Linked DNA regions of Homo sapiens: region 2 is linked to region 1. A link is a loop called in an ENCODE intact Hi-C map of the cell type or tissue named here. Cell type or tissue: CD4-positive, alpha-beta T cell. All regions are shown on one strand.

The links. A loop is a pair of places that touch in the nucleus more often than their neighbours do. Peaks named below come from ENCODE experiments on the same cell type or tissue, not always from the same donor. Only the 100,000 strongest peaks of a DNase experiment are listed, where the experiment ranks them.
Region 2: it touches region 1 in a loop (13-fold over the local background); 1 of 110 quality-filtered maps calls a loop at or near these places.

What each region holds. Positions count from the first base shown.
Region 1 is chr4:110,489,734-110,494,733 of GRCh38, forward strand. It overlaps ENPEP (glutamyl aminopeptidase), which reads left to right. Exons shown (of 20, transcript NM_001977.4): 3 at 1,300-1,431. Among named protein-coding and RNA genes, the nearest start is that of ENPEP, 16 kb to the left of the region's middle. In CD4-positive, alpha-beta T cell, no CTCF peak of the experiment used is centred here; a DNase peak (open chromatin) is centred at 2,968.
Region 2 is chr4:109,572,562-109,577,561 of GRCh38, forward strand. The region is part of intron 1 of MCUB (mitochondrial calcium uniporter dominant negative subunit beta); the gene reads left to right. Among named protein-coding and RNA genes, the nearest start is that of MCUB, 15 kb to the left of the region's middle. In CD4-positive, alpha-beta T cell, a CTCF peak has its summit at 2,045; DNase peaks (open chromatin) are centred at 1,970 and 2,540.

The sequences.
Region 1 (5,000 bases):
GTTTACATACTTTACACATTCGACATGTAAAAGGGTCAGCCTCATCTTTAGGTATAATAATCAGAAGGACACCAGCCCCAAATTATGTCTCCCATCTTTCTGATCCACTATTTGAAATATTGTCATTAAAATTCATCTTTTTAAATGATAAAATATTCCTTGAAAAAGCAACAACAAAATAAAGCAAATAAACACTTAAGAGGATTAAAATATACTCTTAGCAGCCATCCATGCCTCAGTGAGAATTAATTATCAATTTGTTTTCTTCTAAGGTTTGATTGGAGAAGAAAGAGGAAAGGATAAACTTAAAGTATGACACACCAATCTAGATGAAGGTGGGGGGAAAAAATGGCAAAGTCACCAACTTCTGCTTAAGAACTTCCCTTATGGCCTTTTCACTGTGCAGAGTTACACTTTACCTTCTACTAGATCCAGATAGTAGTCCTGGAAGAAGGAGAATATTCTGGGTTCTTAGGCCATCAAAACTAACACTACTAGGTTTTTATGGTAGAGTAATGTAGCCTGGAGCCCCACCACGATTATACAAGGGCATGCACACCCGTGCTTGAAGTGTCAGCCGCACCCATTCTAATCCAGCCTCCCTCGCTTAATCTCTTTTTAAACCATCCCAAATAGAGTGGCTGCAGGAGATGTGGAAATGTTTAATAATGGAAGCAGGAGTTGGGCAAGTATTCGTGGTTGAAGTGTTAGGATTGGTGATCGACAGTGAGGACAGCAGAGCTGGCATGGACAGAACAAGCCAGATAGGTCAGTAGTTGTGTCAAGCAATAGAATCCTCCTCTCTGTCCATGGAGACCGAGCCACTGACTTTGGTGACCATACCTTTGGTGTTTGATGTAGACAACCAAAGACGGAAAAGAGAAGCCAATGTTCCGCTACACCAGGTACAGCAATTGCCCTACTGCCAGTCGAATCAGCAAATATCTGAGCACGAGTCTGTTTTTCATTAGGAGATTGCAGTACTCTGAAATATTATGGTCAGCATGATGTGTTTAGTGTAGACAGATAAACTCCTATTTAACTGATAGTCCACTCAAAATTTTATTTCTCCCTGAAAAACCTGATACAGTGTGTAATTCAGTCAGTCTTTAACAGTTCTAAAAACAAAGTAAATTTTCCTGTAGTCTTTTCAACATCACCACAAACAATTTGACCTCTAAGCTTTGACAAAGGACTTCTGGCTAGAAAGCAAGGTTTGGGGCAACCGTTTATTTGTTTGTCTTGCATATATATGATTGATATTTTGATCGATAAAAGTTTATCTTTTCTTTTCAATAGAAAGAAGAGTCAGTGGATGATAAATGGACTCGAACAACTTTTGAGAAGTCTGTCCCCATGAGCACGTACCTGGTGTGCTTTGCTGTACATCAATTTGACTCTGTAAAGAGAATATCAAATAGTGGAAAACCTGTGAGTCTCATTATATTTTAAAAATTTACCACCTATGCATTTGTAATTAATTATCTACCTTTTTTGGGTAGTTTTTTTTTTTTTTTTTCAAACAACATGCCTGAAAAGCCCTTTAGTCCCCAGGGTCTGTGGACTTGATAATACATAGAAAAATGTAGGCTGAAAGGATACAGGTAAAAAATAAACCAACACAACAGACATAGATATTTATGGCCTTAAATTATTTCAAGGGAAACATGTGCTGTAAGTCAAAAGCTAGCTCCTAAGTATACCAGCACAAATATATTAAAATGTTTGGGTATGCCCAATGTAATAAAATGTTTGGGTATATGTGTACCTCTCCCAGATATAGACTAGAGAGAGAGGAGGAAACCTGAGGTAAAGGAACATCCTTCGAATGACAAGGCACTGAAAAGTTTATGGCTCCATTCCTATATGTAATCAAAATAGGTAGCAACAAAGTATCCAAAAGCATTTTTTAAAAGTATGATAAAATATAAATAAGCTTTTTTTAAAAATATCAAGACGACTAGTTCAATAGTTTTCTTTCTTTCTTTTTTTTTTTTTTTTTTTTGAGACGGAGTCTGGCTCTGTCACCCAGGCTAGGGTGCAGTGACACGATCTCAGCTCACTGCAACCTCCACCTCCCGGGTTCAAGTGATTCTCTTGCCTCAGCCTCCTGAGTAGCTGGGACTACAGGCACCCGCCACCACGCCTGGCTAATTTTTGTATTTTTAGTAGAGACGGGGTTTCACCATATTGGCCAGCCTTGTCTCTAACTCCTGACCTCAGGTGACCCACTGGCCTTGGCCCCCTGAAGTGCTGGGATTACAGGCATGAGCCACCGAGCCTGGCCCAATCGTTTTCTTTTGAAGAACCACATACTTTTACCTAATTAATTTTTTCATTTTGGAGGCCCCCATTTTGCTTATATCCTGAACATATGTTTAGGTTGTCTAGTAAGCCAGTTAATTCACCTCTGTGCCATATATGTCATATATATAAAGCCTCATCATCTTTGCAATATAATTTTATAAGGAGGAAATCATCACCCCCATTTTAGAGATGAGAAAAATTGAAGTTTAATAAATTTAGGCTATTTATTCAAGATTACCCAGCTGGCAAGTGGTAGAAACTTAAATTCCAAACTCCTTCCAGATACTGTATCTTGCTTAGCCTTCTGATGTGTGATATTCTGAAAATATCTTTACCTCTTCATCAGTCACTGGAGGAGAGGGGATGGGTTCCTCTATTTCTGTGAAATGAACAAAGGGAAAATTTGCCTTTGCTTTGGTGTGGTAGGAGTTGATATTCAGATGTCCTCAACCTGGGTTGCCAGCATGCTGCCTATACCGTATACAAATTATAGCGAGTGGGGGATGTCCACAGACCTTTTCAAAGGGGCTGCATATCATGAGGACTCATCCGTATTCTAACTTTTCCTTGACACATAGGTTGCTTTGATGCAACCTTCAGTCGTGGTAAAGGGAACTACTAGTGGCTGATAGATAATACTGGTATGAAAAGGAAATGGCATCAGAAATAGGAAGTTGTTTTTTCTAGATTGTGCTGAGTGCAGTCGATGGCATTCCTCTTGCTTAATATAGAGGTGAGAACATTAGTCAAGCTTGGTTTTTTCTTTCCGTCTCATAACAAACATGCAATTTTCATCTGAAGCTGCTTTCTTCATCATTGACAATTCAATTGCATGACTGTCTTTCATCATGTGCAGGTGTTTCCCATACCAAGTTTTAAAAATTATTATTACATTCTGAGCAAATTTTTCTATTTGAGGTAGAAATACCAAGAGGAAACAGAAAGGCTAAGCAATTGTACTAAAGATGACAAAGTCTCATAGGTAAGAACAATGCATTTAACCAATCAGCAGAGGACATAGTACTTGGAGTTATTTTCTAATAGTGACAGTGAGCTTGAATTTCCAATATGACTCTATCACCAGGTCCTCTGACCAAGGACATTTACTTGTAATATTATACTAACTAGGTAAATCACTAGAGCCTGTACCAGTTAGTTAGCTGGGTTCTTAGGATGGATTTTATATAAAGGATTTGAAGTGATATAATGAAAAAATACAGTTTTGCAAAAGATCCCAAAATGTCCTGTAGGTGGTAATTATTTCTTAAATGGTTCTTCTATGAAAACTAAGAGCATAACATTTTGTTTTAAATAAGTGATGCATTCCATCATTTGGGAGGGAAACAAACATAATATTGTTTTAATACATTACTGTCCAATCATCTATTTTATAAGAGATCAACAGAAGCCAAATTCCCTTTTGAAACTTCTCAGAGGCTCTGAGCCAGAAAAATTACAAGAAAATGAGATATGCCACTTTCCCCTTCCTCCAACCCTTCCATAGAAGACAGGCAGCCAGAGTTTCCCCTCCTGAAAAAACAGTGGGGCCGTTTCCTTTAAAAGTTGAACAGAACCTAATGGGAGAAATTTAAGGCATCTAGTGTGAATGCAAATGCTCCACAGTGAGTTCCTCCTCTTTGGCATTTGGGAGGTTCCCCTCCTGGCTCCCTACCCACTTACTGTAAGTTGAAATCTAATAGTTGACACCCACCCAAGTACAAACTGCTCCTGGTATGATTTCCCACTCCAGAGAGTTACAGAAAAACCAACCTACTTAAATCTATTGAAATGTAACATCAGAGGAAACTCACACCAGCCTCAGAGTCCTACATTCTTAGAACTTAACAGACAAGCTAAGAATAACCAGGTATATGAGGAAAACAAGTAACATAAAAGAAAAACATCCAAGACAAATAGAAACACCGTGGGAGTAAATAGTGATAACTGGAGAAACAAAAGAGAATCCCGAAAAAGTCATAACAAAATTAAACATGCACACACACAACCTTTAATTAATGTATTCAAAAATTCAAGAATATGATAGTCATAAAAGAAAAACCAAAAAGTGACGAGAAAACGATCAGAAATAGTAGTCAGAGTTTTAGAACGTGATTTCCAAAGCATGGCTTGGGTCTGATCCCCAGGAACCTGTTTCCGACCCATTCCTTCCAAAACTGGAGCTCAATATGCTTATAGCTTCCGATCCTTATGTCTTGTTCCCATTTTTATATTTTATCACTAATTTCTGAGTATTAGGATTAGTGGGGTGCATCAAAGCATCCCTTTACTGTACCACCTGTACCCAAAGTCCTTTATTACTTTTTTAGTAAAAAACAAAAATAAAAAATGAAGCCATGTATTTGTTATGTACACCATTAATAGGTGACTATTCTTATCCATTCTTCTTCTGACAGTATTATTCTGGTACATTAACCACCTGCTATTCATAATCAGATTATACTATGCAATCTAAGAATCTATAATGCCCTGATTCAACTTGCTTGGGTATATTCACCTCTCTGACAATAGTTCCTTTATATCAATAAACACAGAATCAATGCCTGCATTCTTAATAGTTTAGTTGGAGAGAGTACAGCAGACTTTAGAGTTGAGCCATTCATTATGTTTAAAATATCCTTGTCGCTCATGAGAAAAATTAAATTGGTTTTGGAGGTAGCTCAGAAGTCTTTTCA
Region 2 (5,000 bases), 920 kb before region 1:
AAAACGTGTCTTAGTATATAATATCATAACTGACACTAATTCACTCTAGTTCAGGGTATATTTAGAAAGAGATTAATAACTATATTAGCATGACTTCATATAATGAAGTCATGTTATTTACTTAATTACGTCACTTATATACTTGGTTTTTTAATTTGTCAGATTTGGATGTCACTATTGATCAGTTTCAAATGCATAACTTTGAGATATTAGATATATTTTCAATGGCTTTTCATACTACTACAATATAATTATTGCTTTATATAATGAAATGGCTAGATTGCCATAGCTACATTATATATTTCTTGAACTAGTCACTCTTGTGTATTGTCTGTGGAATATTAGTAAGGCTTCAATTAATGAGTTGTCCAAAGTGCTATTTATAATATGTACATATATGTAGTATTGGAAGTATTTAATATTATTATTACTGATATAAACATATTATAAACTGTACCTGTGCCCAGCAATGTCAAAACATAAAATATCATTGTAGGTCCTGTGGAATTGTCTTTTTCTGGAGTCTTATTATTCTCATCCTACACTGCACCAGACTAATCTGCACTTAGTAAGCACATATTAACCATTGCTTTAAGAATATTAGGAACAGATTGGGCACGGTGGCTCACGCCTGTAATCCCAGCACTTTGGGAGGCCGAGGTGGGCAGATCATGTGGTCAGGAGATAGGGACCATCCTGGCTAACACTGTGAAACCCCATCTCTACTAAAAATACAAAAAAATTAGCCACGCGTGGTGGTGGGCACCTGTAGTCCCCACTACTCGGGAGGCTGCGGCAGCAGAACCGCGTAAACCTGGGAGGTGGAGCTTGCAATGAGCGGAGATCGCGCCACCACACTCCAGCCTGAGCGACAGAGTGAGACTCCATCTCAAAAAAAAAAAAAAAGGAAGAGTGGTAGAAACAAAACCGATTTAGCAATGCTAGGAAAAGGTTGTTTCTCTTAATGGGGGAGAAAAGTATGTATAGGATGAGGGAGTCCTGGCTTGGTAGTTGTGTACAAAGGATCTGGAAGTTTCCGTTGATCCACTCATGAATGATGGATTCTAGAAGCTAGTATGGCTCCTAACTAATTGAAGAGAAATGCAGCATCTGATTACAGCAAGAAACAGTTCCATTTCATTACATTGGGATTGTCACATTGATTGTCAGACTGAGTCAAGGGCATTGTGTTTTGTTACTGGGGCAGTACTTTACAAAGAACACTAACAAAGCTGGACAGGGAGGTGCATTCAGAAGATGATTAAGATGGTGAGAGTTCTTGTAGGAGATGATTAAAAGGGTTGAATTTTTTTTTTTTTTTTTTTTTTTGAGACAGAGTTTCGCTCTGTTGCTCAGGCTGGATTGCAGTGGCGCAATCTCGGCTCACTGCAGCCTCCACTTCCCAGGTTCAAGCTATTCTCCTGCCTCAGCCTCCCAAGAAGCTAGGATTACAGGCGCGCCACCACCATGCCCGGCTAATTTTTGCGTTTTTAGTACAATCAGAGTTTTACCGTGTTGGCCAGACTGGTGTTGAACTCCTGGCTCTGCCTCCCAAAGTGCCAGGATTATAGGTGTCAGCCACTGTGCCCGACTGGGGCTGCATATTTTTAATCTAGTGAAAAAGAAGCTGAGGAAAAGCAAGATATTTGCATTCAAATATCTGAGATGGTATCATGTGAAAGAAGGTTGTCATTCTGTGTTGCTTCCAAGCAAGGAAATTACTCCCAAGATAGAGCAGAATAGGTAGGCAGAGTTCAGCTCAGTTCAAGAAAATTTTTGTATCCATTCTGGCTGTTCCCTAATAGACTGCTTCTTGAAGTGTAGGACTCCCAAGTTTCTAAAATAACTCAGGCAGAAGCTAAAGAAGCACTGGAAAAACTGCCAACACAGCTAGAGCCTGGTGCTGGAGAAGCCATCTATATCTATGCAATAGGAGCCTGTGAAGTGAACACACCCGAACCAGGAAGCAAAATCTTTTCCTCCGTCAGTGGCTCTCTAGTGTCCTCTACTGAAAAAACTTCAGTGCCAGTCAGCAAAGGAAAAATATTTAAAGGTCCCAGATCTATTTTCACAGAGCAGTCAAAAAGGGAGAATTTGAGGGCATATACAAGACGTTAATAACCATCATATGAGGAATGAGACAGCAGCTGTTGTGCAGTACTTGAAGGTGGCAGCTGCACTCATGAGCACTGCCACGCTGGTCAGGCCAAGGAGGGATGGGAGACAGAGCCGGACTGGTCAAGCACTGATAACGAAGTGCTCATTTTAAATACAGTGTTAGTGCCTAGAATAGAAATCAGGGAAGCAGCACTTGTTCCAGGGACAGAGAATCCAACCCAGAGATGGATTGGGTAAGACAGAGATCCAAAAAAAGTATGAGACTTAACAATTGCATGAGAAGTTAGACTGAGTAGAAAGAAAGATGGGTAGATTATTGAGAAGCCAAAAAGTTAGCTTAAATAGGAGCATTTGAGACCCAGGGCTGCCGCAGGTCAGAATGGAAGCTGAGGTGATCTTAATCTCTACGCTTCCTTTCATCGCTGATGTTCTCTGAGGTCCCTTGGGTACCCAGCTTTGATATCTATCACAATGTCAGAAACCACTGAGGTTTGGAGATTGATAAACTCAGATGCCTTGCTAAAATTAGCCTACTGCTGTTCATCCCTTGTTCTGCCCGCTCCTTACCATCTGCCTTCCCCACCAAGGAAAAGCTTTGGCTTATTTATAGTGTAATAACTATTTAGTGAGAGTAATTTTGTTTTAGCTTTTTATTGATATGATATTATTAATCTTTCTGTAAAAGGTCATTGGGGGTTAGACTGTTTGTTGTGAGGTTTTGCCTGAAACCAACTCAAGTGTACTACTCATAACTGTTGTTCATTTGAGCTTAAGCTTGGCTGCTGTACTGACAGGTTATAGTCCATCTTGACATATGAAATTCACTTTATAACGAATCCAGCCACATTCGTTTAATTAGTTTATTCAATTTAGTGGGATTGTGCTGCCATTTAATTAGTGGAGTCTGAATTTGTGCCAGTGACTAAGCATCGTAATCAACAGTTGTTATGCCTGCAATTATGTGAAAACTGACACCAAAGTCTAACCTCTCTTGGAGAGAAAATATACCACCTTAATGTATCTTTCACACTAAATTAGGATGAAATATCTTTATAGTTATCCCATTTATGTAAGGCTATTAGACATTAGAAAAAGGTCATTTCATAAGTATAGCAGTGACCATTAAAATTATTAATATTATAATAGCATAGTAATATTCTTGGTTTTGAAACTTTAGAACAGCTTTGTAGTCTGTGCTAGTCACACTGCTTTCCTGGGAACCTTTTCACTCTTATCTACCTGGTTTAGTCGAATTGGCCATCTTAGTCCAACCTGACCTTCATTCAATTGGCCACCTGACCCAGGAATTTAGAACTAAGTCTAGGATTCTCACCTCTGCTGGCTGCTCTTTTGAATAGTGGAGTTGTACTTGGGGCCATTTGGTGGTGACCATTTTCTACCATGTGGACCAAGAAGCAGTAACAATTCATTTTATAGTGATAAGCAGAATGATGCTGACAGGCAGATAGGAGGAGACGAAATACGGATCAAGAGGACTTCCCAACCTCAATATAACACTCCAGTTCCTGATCCTGAGTCCATTCCTGAGGCTTAATTAAATCCTTCTATGTAGTCTCCGTTAGAGACATTCCTAAGTCCTCAGAGTAAATTTCCATTCTTACTTATGGTAAGTCAAGTAGGTATTTGTTTCTTTCATCCAAATAACAAATATATATGAAGTGATCATTCAAACTTATCAGAAAAACATTAAGAAATGGGTAAAAGACATGAGTGGTTTTCAGAACAGGGAATAAAAATGCAAATAAACATGAAAAGTGGTCAGCCTCACTGATAGTCAAAAAAATGCAAAAACAATAGTAGAAAAAGATAACATTTGCCTTTTTTTTTTTTTTTTTGCCTGTCAAATTGCCAAAGAAAAACAAAAAACTCAAAGCGTAAAGCATGGCATGATGTGGGAACTCTTTTGTGTTGCTAGTGAGAGTGTAAAGTGATTGTATAATTCATGGTCCAACAGGAAACAGATGGCCCACTTAGATTAGGATAATTAGAGGGAAGTTTATACACAAAGGATGATTCACAGAGATGTGGGCGCAGGGGAACCACTAGGGATGGTGTACTAACCTTGGACTACTATTGATGGGCAAGATGAAGGGGTTGTGGACAACAACCCTGTGTCAAGGGCCAAGCCAGATACTCAGAAATTCTTTCTTTTCTTTCTTGTTTTTTTTTGAGATGGAGTCTCACTTTGTTGCCCAGGCTGGAGTGCAGTGGCGCAATCTCGCCTCACTGCAGCCTCTGCCTCCCAGGTTCAAGTGATCCTCCCACCTCAGCCTCCTGAGTAGATGGGATTACAAGCATGTGCCACCACGCCCAGCTAATTTTTGTATTTTTAGTAGAGCCAGGGTTTCGCCATGTGGGCCAGGCTGGTCTTGAACTTCTTACCTCAAGTGATCTGCCTGCCTCCGCCTCCCAAAGTGCTGGGATTACAGGCGTGAGCCACCACACCTGGGCAGAAATTATTTCTTTATGGTTCCTTTAATCATGAACTTTCTAATATTATTAAAACTGAAATGGAAAAATCCTCAGTCCAGGTTAAAACTTCAGGTGCTTTATTCAATCATTTTTAATGACAGAGCTAATTTTTTCCAAGTAAATCCTGTGCAGTTTTTAATACCAGCAGCTTTTGAAGTCAGCACTCCTTTTGTTTCATTAATAATACATGTAAAACGATAGCTAATGCTTAGCATGTGCCATACACTATCATGAGCTTTGTCTCACTCAGTCCCCCTCACTTCTGGGAGTCCTGGGAAATAGGTACTGATATTACCCTGTATTTATTGATCAACTGATAAAGCAACTAAGGCTCAGACCCAGCCTGTCACCTGACTTAATTGAAGTAGAGCTTTGAATATTGCTAAAAC